2 separate regions of the Homo sapiens genome follow, and region 1 is linked to region 2. The links are chromatin contacts, found by Hi-C or POLR2A ChIA-PET in ENCODE. All regions are on one chromosome and are shown on one strand. The core of a region is the stretch at or near the end of the contact, and the rest is flanking DNA. Distances in the headings are between cores, read along the strand shown. Region 1 overlaps SPEN (spen family transcriptional repressor). Region 2 overlaps DNAJC16 (DnaJ heat shock protein family (Hsp40) member C16).

Region 1 (6,455 bases), core at 1,437-3,936, 350 kb before region 2:
TTGTAAATTCTTCACAACATAGCCCTTCTGAGAAAATTTCAGGAAACAGCAATGTATCTCAAGTAAAACAGTCCTCATCACTGAAACTATATTAACCTGAAATCTCTCAAATTCTGTATAAACCGTGATAAAAGAATGAAATTTATAAAGTTTCAAACCCAATTGTGAAGGAGTGAAAAAAGCAAAATGGAAAACTGAAATGGCAATTAAGTAATCAGATCAACTAAATCCAGCAATCTCTGTTGCCAAAACTACAGTTAGAATATAAAACAAAATATGGATGAACATTTTAAACTTTATTCACAGCTGGGCCTCAAAGTTACTAAAGCATATGATGCTCATCAGCTATCAAATAGCTTATCATCTTATTTTTAAAATACTTTTTTCAACCTAACAATCATAGTTATTTCATAGTTAAGTGCATAAATTCCTTCAAACTACCATGAATACAAGTTTTTAAAAACATACACTGGACATAAAGTTATGCTTTAAGTGGCTACCCACTCTTCAGGAGAGTAGGAAAGGAAAGAAAGACATATCATTCAGGATGCTGGACTGATACTATGAGGCCCTGGGTGTCAGATACCCATAACTGTGGTCAAGCCTGCGATGAGAGTGTCTGTGTGAGCATCAGCACCCGAACACTGAGAAGCACACTTCTTTGAATGAGAAGATTTTTAGGGAAGGATCTGTGGCTAATGGTTTAAAGATGCTGTGCCCACAAGTAGCTGAGCATAAAATTGTAATATTCCCCTTAAACACTAATGATACAGCATACGTGTCTTGTAAACCACTCCCCTGGCTGGCAGCCTACAAAATGCTAGTTATTAACGGGGTGATTTCTTTTTTTTGGAGATGGAGTCTTACTCTGTCACCCAGGCTGGAGTGCAACGGCATGATCTCAGCACACTGCAACCTCCGCCTCCTGGGTTCAAGCAATTCTCCTGCCTCAGCCTCCCAAGTAGCTGGGATTAACAGGCACGCGCCACCAAGCCCGGCTAATTTTTCTTGTATTTTTAGTAGAGACGTGGTTTCACCATGTTCATCAGGCTGGTCTCGAACTCCTGACCTCAGGTGATCCACCTGCCTTGGCCTCCCAAAGTGCTGGGATTACAGGCGTGAGCCACCACGCCCAGCCCAAGAGGGTGAGATTTGAATAGGACTTTGTTTTGCTTCTGTTTAAAGTCATTCTGCACACCTTAATTTTATTCCCACCGATTTTCCTCCCTTTGGTCTCTTTTACAGCTGCTTGTGCATATTCAATTTCATTGTAGAGAACCAGGGCCATGCCTTTTAAGCGGTCAAACACCACCTGTAAAACAAACAAACAAAAAACAAGTAAGAGCCTCATCCACTGGACTTAGTGTCAGTCCCAACAAAATCCTAAGCCACAAGGACACGGATGAGAAAAAATATATTTTTATATATTTTATTCTATTAAAAAAAAAAGTGTGATGCACACTGTAGTGAACACAATAAAATGAAAATGTGCAGGGACTGTTTAGAATCATAGACATTATGGCTTGAGATATTATGCCTTTATTTTGTTCTTCTGTATTTTACTTTGTTTTCCATGTTTACTGACCACTATATTGTATTTCAGTAAAGTATTCGTCTTGTTTTGGCTCAAAACAAAAAAGCAAAACCAACAACAGCAAAAAACACCCTTGAAAGGAAGGAAAAATTAAGAACAACAAAGAATTTCTGTGAACTTTGGCTACAAGTAGCATAACTGTCTTAAGGCTGTGGATTTTTTTATACAGGCAATCTTTAAGATGTGTATTTCTCTAAACAACAAAAGCTACATTTAAAGTATTGTCTGCCAGGCGCAGTGCCTGTAATCTCAGCACTTTAGGAGGCCGAGGCAGGTGGATCACTTGAGGTCAGGAGTTTGAGACCAGCCTGGCCAACATGGCAAAACCCCATCTGTACTAAAAATACAAAACTAGCCAGGCGTGGTGGCACACACCTGTAATCCCAGCTATTCAAGAGGCTGAGGCTAGAGAATCGCTTGAACCTGGGAGGCGGAGGTTGCAGTGAGCTGAGATCCCGCCGCTGCACTCCAGCCTGGGTGACAGAGTGAGACTCTGTCTCAATTAAAAATAAATAAATAAATTTAAAAAAAAAAAAGCATTGTCAAGGGTATACAATATACCTACCACAGAGTAAACATAGTTTTAAGGAACCAAAGCTTTACCTTCACACACTGAATTGGGTCTGGAGACCCTTTTCCTGTTGCTTATGGATGTATTACATAAAAATCATTGGTTAGATGAATATTCTGTTGTGTGAACTTCCCCTCATTTAAAAAAGTCTAATTACATATTTAGTGTAAATGTGAATAACTATATAGTCAGACTATCTAATTTTAATGTAAGATAAAATTATAAAAATCCCTAAGCAACATTTCTATTTCATTCTATTTATACTATGAGAATAGTTTCAAAATTAATCACCTTGGCTAGTTCAAAATAGTTTCTTCAAAATACTCATAACTTAAGGCAACAGATGCAAATGCCCTTATTGACCAAATCTTAGCAAACATAATTTTAATGTGCTCGTTATTAAAGAAATAGGCAATGCTAGCCAACTGAGACTGAAAGGAGAGAATACCAAGACGAGTGAGTCAGAAGTCTGAACCACATACCAAAACCTCCCGCCTACCTTTACCACAGGCCCATATCGGCAGAAATGTCGTGTTAAATACTGATCTGACACATTCGAAGAAAGCCCATCTAGCCACACGCAGTTTGTAGGCATGCTCTTTCCAAAACCCAGCTGAATATAAAAGGCAAAATTTCTATTAGTAAAGTTCACAATTACTATTCAACTACAACAGAATTCTCAGAAAACTGGTTTTCTATAGTAATCTTATCAAATCAACATCTCAAGTGGGAAACATCTGGTTAAAATTAAATAGGAATATACAAAAAAAATCCTGCCTGGCTAATCGAATATTAATCAGATTACAGTATATAATAGGATAGGAATGCAAAGAAGTATATCACTTTTATGGTTATCTGTCTTAGTAGGATCTTAAATAATAAGGCATATGCAAAAAAAAAACCCTTCAAGTCTTAAAAAACAAAGCAAATCATAACAGCACAATAATTTATGCAAATTCATTTACCTTGAGGCGATTATTTCCAAGATATTCCCCATCCATCTTCTTAATAGCTTTACAAACGCTAGCAATATCACAGTATTGCAGAAACGCATACTGAGGAACTCCATTTACTTTCTTAATGTCAATATCCTGAAAAAACCAATGAATACAACTTAGCAATATGCCCAAGAAAATAAATTAGAATGAACCAAGTCCATATAGGGTATTTATTTCTCAAAAAAGTCATGTTCTCAATCATCATTTACTTAGTTAAAAAAACTGTACACCTTAATACAATGGTAAGTTACTAGTTTGCTATAAAACATATAGCATTTATTGTCACAAACCATGAAATCCTTCTCATGTGAAGCTCTCTGCAGAGGAGCAACAGCATTGCAATTCAAAATTCAAAATTTAAAATCCATACTAACAGCATTAAGAGAAACTTAACGATAATAAAGAAAAGGCAGGCTATTTAATGAAATCCTAAGAAATAATTCCCTTCTGCAATATCTAAAATCGTTATTAGGGGCCAGGCCATTTAAAATATGATATCTGGCTGCGCACCGTGGCTCACGCCTGTAATCCTAGCACTTTGGGAGGTGGAGGCGGGCGGATCACTTGAGGTCAGGAGTTCGACACCAGCCTGGCCAACACGGTGAAAACCTGTCTCTACTAAAAATACAAAAATTAGCCAGGCATGGCGGCACATGCCTGTAATCCTAGTTATTCTGAAGGCTGAGGCAAGAGAATCGCTTGAACCCGGGAGGCAGAGGTTGCGGTAAGCCAAGATCGCGCCATTGCGCAGGTGACAAAAGTGAAACTCCGTCTTAAAAATAAATAAATAAAATAAAATATGATATCTGAGAAGATTAATAAATCTTTGTTCTTTAACCTTTAAAATTAAAAGATCAATAAATAAATAAATAAATAACAGATAACTGTCTAAAGACAAAAGAAGCTGGAGCCCAGATAGGTTACTGAATTCCATACCACCCATCTAGGTAGGCAGTAGAACTGCAATTAGAGTATATGCTACTCCCACAAAACCAAAATAATTTGACAAATCAAAATAATTGAAAATGAGGTCATCCATTTCTCCATCAGCAAGGAAGGACATTGGGGTGGGGCTGTCATACCTATCAAGGACAATAACTAACTACCAGGGCTTCCAGTGCTTTGATGAAACCTCAGATGTGTGACTTTCTGGCCAAGAATCTGTAATATCATATTGCTGGAGCATTAATTGGGGGTTGTGGTTCTCTATAAGTTTGCTGTGGCTGAACCAAGAAAGAAGGCATGTGCAGATTTCTACAGAAGTTACGATTCTATGAAAGATTTTGAGGAGATGAGAAAGGCTGATATCTTACAAAATGTTATCTCCCAGCCTGGGCATGGTGGCTCACACATGTAATCCCACCACTTTAGGAGGCCACGGCAGGTAGATCACCTGAGGTCAGGAGTTTAAGACCAGCCTGGCCAACACGGTGAAACCCCGCCTCTACTAAAAAATACAAAATTAGCTGGGCATGGTGGCGGGCGCCTGTAATCCCAGCTACTCAGGAGACTGAGGCAGGAGAATCGCTTGAACCCAGGAGGCGGAGGCTGCAGTGAGCCAAGATCGCACCACTGCACTCCAGCCTGGGTGACAAGAGTGAAACTCTGTCTAAAAAAATAATAATAGTATATCCCAAGATTACAAAGCTGTGACCAAAATATTTTCATTTTTAAACTGACTCTAATTTTAAGTCATAAAGGAACAGAAAACTTCTTGTACCCCTTAATCTAACAATGACTTGCATAATATAAAAAGTGATTCAAATTAAGACTTCCTAATAGAATTAAACTGCTAGCAGACGACATCCATATTCTAGTAATCCCCAAGGTATTTCTGATGTGCACTGTGATCACAAAACAATCATACACTAATTTGCTGCTTCTATTTTTGGAGACAGGGTCTCACTCTGTCACCCACGCTGGAGTACAGTGGCGTGATCTCGGCTCACCGCAGCCTCTGCTTCCTGGGCTCAAGTGGTTCTCCAGCCTCAGCCGCCTGAGTAGCTGGGACTACTGGAGCAAGCCACCAACGCCCAGCTAATTTTTGTATTTTTATAGAGACAGGGTTTCACCATGTTGCCCAGGCTGGGCTTAAACTTCTGAGCTCAAAGTGATCTGCCCACCTCACCCTCCCAAAGTGCTGAGATTATAGGTGTGAGCCACCATGCTCAGCCTGCTGCTTCATTTTTACAAACATTTTTCTCTTCCAGATTTTCCTTTCAATCCACAGGACTAGAGATGGCATTAAAACAGAACCCAATGAACAAAGAAAGATAAAAATGGGTAAGAGCCAGCCTGGGCAACATGGCAAAACACCACCTCTACAAAAAACACAAGAGTTAGCTGGGCGTGGTGGGACATGTCTGCAGTCCCAGCTACTCAGGAGACTGAGAGATGGGAGGATCACTTGAGCCCAGGAGGTTGAGGCTGCAGTGAGTCGTGATCATGACACTGCACTCCAGGCTCGGAGACAGAGTGATACTCTGTCTCAAAAAAAAAAAAAAAAAAGAGGTAAGAAAATATATATGTGTAAACAAAGGACATATATTACATTTTTACACACGTATATAGAACCATACCCAATGGGATTCTCTGGATTATCTTTTAGCAAGAGCTAAAAGCACACAACAATGTTCATTCATTACACCATTAAATATCACCTTTCCAAATATAATCTGTACTATGCTTTATGTGTTATGACAAAGACCTAAAATTGTTTACATAGTAAAAGCAACATACCACAATTTCTCCAAAGCGCTGGAAGATGTTGCGAAGGTCATGGTAAGTAGTGGTTTTTTCAAGGTTGCCAATAAAGAGAGTTCTTGTTGCTTTGGGGTGAAATTCATCTATCCTTTCATCCAAGGGGCGAAATTCATTTTCACTTTCTGTTTCTGTAAGTGGAATGGGGGCCGAGTAAAAAGAGAAGACAGTATTTTAATGCATATTTATATATCATGGAAAAATCTACATTTAAAAAACAAAATGTCTGAAATAATGGGCTTGAATACTCACATAAACTGAAATATCATAAACACCTTCAGAAATAGCCACCCCTTATTAACTCTAAAGCAAAAAAGGAATACAAAGGCTAAATAAACGTTTCAAAAAAAAATTAAGGCTAAAGTAACACTTTGTTTAACCTTTAAAATTAAAAATAAACTGATTTAAATCTGCTAAATTAGCTGGGAAGGGTGGCTCATGCCTGTAATTCCAGCACTTTAAGATGTCAAGGTGGGAGGATCGCTGGAGCCCCAGAGTTTGAGACTAGCCTGGGCAACATGTTGAAACCCCA
Region 2 (7,115 bases), core at 840-3,339:
AATACAGTACACATCATTATTATAGGTTCTCCTTTGGGAAAAATCTGTTCTCAGAGTAAACAAAGAACTTTCTGAATTTTAAAATATGATTCCCAAATGATGCTTGATGGAGGCAGAGAGCCTGGGCAAGCGTGTTCACAGCTGGCGGGCACCCTAGAGGGGTGCACAAGACAGGGCTCTGGAAAAGGAGGCACAAGGGGAAGAGAAAGCTGAGGAGTCCCAAGGCTTGGCTCAGCGGGTCGTCTGCAGGGTATTCATGTGAGGTTTTACTTTTTCTTAGGGAACACAGCCCTGCTGGCGGCTAACCTGCTGTTTGAGATGCTATGTGCTCTCCCCAAAGTGACAACCGTCTGAGTCTTGTGCTCTTCAAGACAAAACAGATTGCGTCGCTGACAAGTTCTCAAGAAGAACTTATGAGTAAGCAGTCTGAGAACTAAAGAGTTTATGCCAAGAAAACTTTCTGCTGAAAGTGTCATTGCTGGCTGTGAAGTCGGGATAATCAGTAGAATTCTCACCCAAACAGCAACATTTCTAAGGAACTTGGATTAATTGGGGGAAAAAAAAAGGAGTACTTGTACTGCTTTGATTTTTTTTCCTTTGATGAAAGATGGAGGATAAAGGGGAAGTGAGGAGAATTTCTTTCAAGATTATCTAAACATTAGAAACATGACATTTAAAAAAACTATGAAATAATACTGTATAAGCATTCCATATTTCTATATCTTCCTTTTAAACATTTTTTTTTTTGAGATAGAGTTTTGCTTGTCACCCAGGCTGGAGTGCAATGGCATGATCTCGGTTCATTGCAACCTCCGCCTCCCGAGTTCAATCGATTCTCCTGCCTCAGCCTCCTGAGTACCTGGGATTACAGGTGCCTGCCACCACGCCTGGCTAATTTTTGTATTTTTAGTAGAGACAGGGTTTCACCACATTGGCCAGGCTGGTCTTGAACTCCTGACCTAAGGTGATCCGCCCGCCTCAGCCTCCTTAAAGTGCTGGGATTACAGGCATGAGCCACCGCACCCAGCCGCTTTTTAAAATTTTGATGATCTGCTTCCTAGAGTATTGAGTATCTTCCTTTAAACTACAGCTCCTCCTCGGACGCTGCAGTGAGCTGAGATCGCACCACTGCACTCCAGCCTGGGTGCCAGAGCAAGACTCCATCTCAAAAAAAAAAAAAAAAAATACAGCTTCTCCTATGAGGTGCTTAGGGCTGCATCTTGGTTTTAGGACCACTGTGAACGTAAGTAAAAAGTATAAAGTAACACGGAGAGCCTAATGAAGAAACTTCTTGCTCAGAGGCCTAGAAGGGTACACAAAATGTCTTCTAAACTAGAAAACCTAAGGCTGGACACGGTGGCTCATGCCTGTAATCCCAGCACTTTGGGGGGCGGAGGTGGGCAGATCACTTGAGGTCAGGAGTTCGAGACCAGCCTGGCCAACATGGTGAAAACCCATCTCTACTGAAAATACAGAAGTTAGCTGGGCGTGGTGGCGCGTGCCTATAGTCCCAGCTACTCAGGAAGCTGAGGCAGGGGCATTGCTTGAACCCGGGAGGTGGAGGTTGCAGTGAGCTGAGGTCATGCCACTACACTCCAGCCTGGGTGACAGAGTGAGACTCCGTCTCCAAAAAAAAAAAAAAAAAAAAAAAAGCAGGCCGGACCCAGTGGCTCACGCCTGTAATCCCAGGCCTAGGCGGGAGGATCACCTGAGGTCAGGAGTTCAAGACCAGCCTGGCCAACATGGTGAAACCCCGTCTCTACTAAAAAACAAAACAAAACAAAACAAAACAAAAAAACCCCAGAAAACAAAACAAAACTGGAAAATGTCAGCTGGGCTTTTTTTTTTTTTTTTTTTTCTGAGATGGAGTCTCGCTCTGTCCCCCAGGCTGGAGTGCAGTGGCCCGATCTTAGCTCACTGCAATCTCCGCCTCCTGGGTTCAAGCAATTCTGCTGCCTCAGCCTCCTGAGTAGCTAGAATTACAGTCATGCGTCACCACGCCCGGCTAATTTTTGTATTTTTAGTAGAGACGGGGTTTCACCATGTTGGCCAGGCTGGCAGCTGGGCTCTTAATGTTACTTATTGTAACTCACTTCCTGTAAGACTCAATCTACTCTTCAAGTTGATGTACCCTCTATGACTGTAATTCCTGAAATCTGCAGTTATGCTGTGGTGATCTTAAGCGTGTCTTGAGTTCCATGCAAATTCAATTCTGTTGATAATGTGTCCATAATCAAATCATCATCTTGCAATGCAAGGGCTACCCCATAATTATCAGACATTAAAATAGTTTATTTCTTTTTCCATTCTGTAATCTTAAAATAACATCAGCTTCAGTGCCTGTTCACAATACAAAAAAAGTCAAAAAACAAAAACAACACCCAAAACATAAAAAAGAAACAATTTGCCAAATAAGTTATTTGTTCCTAAGAGTATCAAAAGTGCAAAATATTCACCTTCTTTTCAGATCTCTCCCAAGCATAATTATCCTCCTTGACAAACTGAACAGACAGATTCAGCAGCTGCCACACTGCACTTGTTTTTAGGGGACAATGTCAGACAGGTGGATGTGAACTACAGTTCCTCTGTAAAGATGTTTGGCATCAGCTTTTAAAGAATTCTAGTTAACAAAACAGGTCTGAGTATGTGCTTCCAATCTCTATTCCCAAACAAAGGAAATCACTAAAAAAACAGATCACACTTCTTTTTATAACAGAAAAATATTTATGTAATGATGGCAGCTGCAAATTGATTGGGATGTTAATAAATAAAAAGGAACAAGTATCAACAAGCTGCAAATGAGGAAGAAACCAACCTACCTGAAAACTACAACCAAATTCTCATGGCTAATAAGTGATGGCAGTGAGACCATGGCCCCTAATGGAAGTTAGGGCAGCCTCACCCACTGAAATGTTGTTTAGTTGGAGCTGATAGCCTCAGTGTTAGATAAAAATTGTGCAACACCTGAGCAACAAATTTTTTTTTTTTTTTGGAAATTGGCATGTATTCTGCAAAGACTTGTTTTAGGCCAGTTTTACCCCATCTGCTAAACGCAATGCATAGTCTGTATCAACCAGAAGAACCCATCTCTAAAAACATCAATGTTGATAGTCAAAGACCACTGTGTTAGAACCAAAATCAGGTCTTGTATGATTACATACATCAGACAGAGCAATGGTGGCACAGGCTGAGCATGACAATGGCTCATATGTTTGACGCAAAAGTAAACAAATTCATGGATGCATTCAGGAGGAATGCCTTGCATGGACAAGGGTAAAGTTCAATTTAAAATAAAAGCTCCCTAATATTCTCATAGGGCACCAGCTCTAAACCGGTCTGTAGAAGAGCTTTTGGGCTGAAACATCTGCCAGGAACATTGCCAATCCCATCACTACCTTCATTTCCTAGTGCAAATGGAAGGTGCAGCTGTTTGAAGGTGCTTTTTAAAAGATCAAAAGATGACTTGAAGAGATAAAAATGTTTAAAAATGAACAAATCTGGCATGGTGGCTCATATTGATAATCCCAGCACTTTGGGAGGCCAAGGTGGAAGGACTGCTTGAGGCCAGGAGTTTGGGACCAGCCTGGGCAACATAGCAAGACCTCGTCTCTATTAAAAAAAATATAAATAAATACACTTGGAGAGTTTTTGGTTTTCAGAAATTAAAGTCAGGAATTTCATTAGTACAGAAATTAAAAATAAAAACCTACTACCAAACCAAAAGACCACTCATATAAGCAATCTGGCCATAAAATACCTAGAAAGTAATATTGAGGACTGATGTATCAAGGAGCCAAATGAATTCCTTGACCATTTCTAGTTGGACCAGGTGCCATGAGATACAGCATTCAGAGGAAGTGTCCATTTTTAGAGGATCATATGGAAGAATGAAGCCTGGCAGTGATTTATTTTTTAATAAAGCTACAGACTCCATGAAAACTACAGGAATTCCTGGCCTTAAATAATTTATTACTTACCAATGTAGCTCAAGATTTAAATTATTCAGGATCCAAGTGGCTTAGTTTAAAGCATTAAGATTAAAGAAATACTAACTTAGCCGGGAGTGGTGGCTCACGCCTGTAATCCCAGCAGCACTTTGGGAGGCTGAGGCAGGCAGATCACCTGAGGTCAGGAGTTCATGACCAGCCTGATCAACATGGAGAAATCCCGTCTCTACTAAAAATACAAAATTAGCCGGGCTAATTACATGGTGGCACATGCCTGTAATCCTAGCTACTCAGGAGGCTGAGGCAGGAGAATCACTTGAACCTGGGATGTGGAGGTTGCGGTGAACCGAGATCGCACCATTTCACTCCAGCCTGGGCAACAAGAGTGAAACTCTGTCTCAACAACTAAAAAAAAAAAAAAAAAAAGAAATACTTAGTAAATGTCCCATCACTGATTTTCACCCTTCACAAAGCCACCAAAGGCACCTTGCTTTGACATTTGAACGGACCACTCTTTGAAGCTGTCCAAACTCAAACTCAGAACCACTGGTCATTCTGCCCTGAAAAATAAAAGGTATGCTCTCTAACTGGCTGGTATGAGGCACCCTGGGGTCCACTATACCTGGAGCTCAGCACGCTCAGGTGCTGATGGCCAGTCTGACCCCAATACTGGTGAAGCAGCTCTAAGTTAAGAGTGAAAACAATGAAGATGAGACATCAAAATACAGCCCAGAAGTGGAAAGTAAGCCTTTTGCAAAATGGGAGTCTAGAACAAATCTTGGCTCACTTCCTGCAAAAGATGACTTGAAGAGACAGCACTTTTAGGGTAACAGTGTTCAAAATACAATTGTTGAGAAATTTTAAGTTCCTTGATACAAAGACATGTTTGGTATTTTACTAAAGAGACACTATTGAAGAGATTCCTTAAGCCTGACTCATAGCAGGTGGGAATAATTTCTCTTCAGTTTAACATCTACTGGCTTTATAGCAGCTTATCTCTACGTTCAGAGAACAAGATTACAAGTTATGGCTCCTAATATCCATACCCTAAAATCGACAGAGGCAGAAAGGCATCTGAAGACATACATGTCAACGGCTCAAAGTCATCACAGTACTTCTCGCTGTGCAGACCCCTCCCCTGGCTACCAGCAGCGCTGGGGCGGCGGATGGGATGCTCACAGCGTGTCTCAAGGCTGCATCGCTTCAGCCACTGCTCAGCCTCCCTTTCCTTTTCTTGAGAACTCACATGCAGAACTCCCGTTTATTCCTTTCCTTTTCAACCTGTGGCCAACAAACTGTTGTTGGGGGATACCCCCAAAATATACATTTAGCCACTTACTCCCAGAACAACCAGTAAACGTGAGATTGCTTGGAAAGGGGCCTTTTTCCAGATGCGGGGCTAGAAGCTGCCGTGGGTTGTTCAGAGTTAGGAGCATGCGCCATGGCAGCAGCACAGCAGGGCCGGGATTGGGGAAGGGGCCAATGACCTGGCCTGCACGACAGGCTCATGAGGGTCCGCCAGATGCCGCTTGCAGGGTGGAGCCCTGTGCTTCTCCAAGACACAGGACAGGAGGGTGGGGTGAGCATGGGACAAGGACAAGAAAGGAAGAGGGGATGAGCAGTCTATTTTCAATGGTGTGGCATTCAGTGGGGAAAAATAACACCCAGAGGAAAAGATTTTCATCTAGGCGATTCAAACTGGTGGTGTTTTTCATTCCTAGGTTAGAACAGGACAAAGGAAAGATTCTTCTAGCCATGGTTCTAGAAGAGCAATCTAAAATCTATACTCTGTTCATTGTGGTAGTTTGAGTCCTGAAAATACCTGTTCACAGGGGCATGTTAAAAAGTCTGAAGAGTTCAAATCTCTTTGGAAAATCCTCTCAGTCTAGTTCAGGCCATGATGGGATATAAAACCTCTGTAAGGAGCCCTCCAGCAGGCGTTCCATCCATAAAGAGAGCTTGCTCAACTTTCCTTTGATGGGCCTGGATCCAAGGCCACAGGAAGGTTTCCCTCGAGATTCACCCAGGTAGAGGGAAGAGTCAACATCACTGCACGACCCTATGGCTTCCTCCTCTTCGACTGTCTTTTGGGGCTTGAAGAGGCAGAAGTATTTCTTGTGGCCATTCAGAGCCAGTACATAACCAGTGTAGTCACGCTCCATGAAATGCTTATCATATTGGTTTGGGATTGGAGCTGCATCTTGAGCAAATTCTAGTAAGTATTCTAGCCATTCTCTGTGTTTATCTAGACTCAGGAAGGAGAAGTGTAGGCAGCTGCTCCTGTAGGAAGAAGAGAATTGAGGACTCAGGGCATTTCCTGACACATTTAATTGCTGAGAAAATAAATACCCCAGTGAGACTTAAAATAATAGGAAAACGCTTTGTGTTGGATGGGGCCTGAACACAGAGAAAAAGAAGGCCTTCTGTGGGAGCCAGTGCCTCTCCAGCAGCTGCGACACTTCAATCACCCATTCCCCCATCGCTTGCTCGGTGGAACTTAACATTGCTCTTCTGGAAAATACACAAGGGCTAGAGAACAGTAACTGAAAGGGCTCAGGGAATAACACTGAGTTCAAGCTTTTCTGTTCAGAACCAACAAAACACGAAGTGAAGTGGGAAAAGAGGTCCCTGTCGCAATGGCTCAGATGTCTGGATTGGAAAGGTCACAGCCAGCATCTTGCTGTATGGATGAAGCCCCACAAGACCAAAGAGAAAAGCGTGCAATTTCAGTGTGCCTGCCTCTCTCTCTCTCACACACATACATACATGCACACACACACATGCTTACCCAGTAAATGTGTAGACCTCCAAAGCAAATTTCTGTAGTAGGCTGGTCTTGGTAGAATTCGACAGGATGAGGACCACATTCATGTGGCCTGGCCTCAGACGTACCAAGTTACTGGTGTATGTTACATCTGTGAGTTCAGTTACCTCCACAAAGCCTTTTTTAGGAATCTTGCTGTGGAGAAATATTGAGGAGTTAAGATGCTGTCAGGATAGGGGGAAAGCCGTTACTTTGAAAAGAAACAGCTGAAAGAAAATGCTATGTTCTAACCAGACTAGGTATGTTATTCACTATTCTTGAGTCTAACACATTGGTAGGATGGGGATGGCCTGACTTGGTAATCCCTGACCTACAAACAGCCTTTCTGTGCTGCTTTTCTTTTT

What was found. Hi-C counts contacts between places; a loop is a spot of excess contacts on that map. ChIA-PET counts read pairs that join two places held with the same protein, here RNA polymerase II (POLR2A). Pooled maps may share reads with other maps.
Region 1: a pooled map shows a loop between it and region 2 (2.7-fold over the local background). The contact joins two enhancer-like sites. A Hi-C loop is called at or near these places in 2 of 50 pooled maps. POLR2A ChIA-PET finds 5 or more read pairs at or near these places in 2 of 52 experiments (GM12878 and activated T-cell).

What each region holds. Positions count from the first base shown.
Region 1 is chr1:15,915,727-15,922,181 of GRCh38, reverse strand. SPEN (spen family transcriptional repressor) reads right to left here. Exons shown (of 15, transcript NM_015001.3): 6 at 5,903-6,054; 7 at 3,131-3,256; 8 at 2,665-2,778; 9 at 1,199-1,312. Among named protein-coding and RNA genes, the nearest start is that of ZBTB17, 57 kb to the left of the region's middle. Within about 2 kb of position 2,686, at least 5 of the 41 ENCODE cell types and tissues checked have a DNase peak (open chromatin) inside an H3K27ac peak, as active enhancers do.
Region 2 is chr1:15,566,890-15,574,004 of GRCh38, reverse strand. It overlaps DNAJC16 (DnaJ heat shock protein family (Hsp40) member C16), which reads right to left. Exons shown (of 15, transcript NM_015291.4): 14 at 6,736-6,906; 15 at 2,272-6,227. The coding sequence ends at 5,828. It overlaps AGMAT (agmatinase (putative)), which reads left to right. Exons shown (of 7, transcript NM_024758.5): 7 at 281-2,306. The coding sequence ends at 354. Among named protein-coding and RNA genes, the nearest start is that of AGMAT, 15 kb to the left of the region's middle. Within about 2 kb of position 2,089, at least 6 of the 41 ENCODE cell types and tissues checked have a DNase peak (open chromatin) inside an H3K27ac peak, as active enhancers do.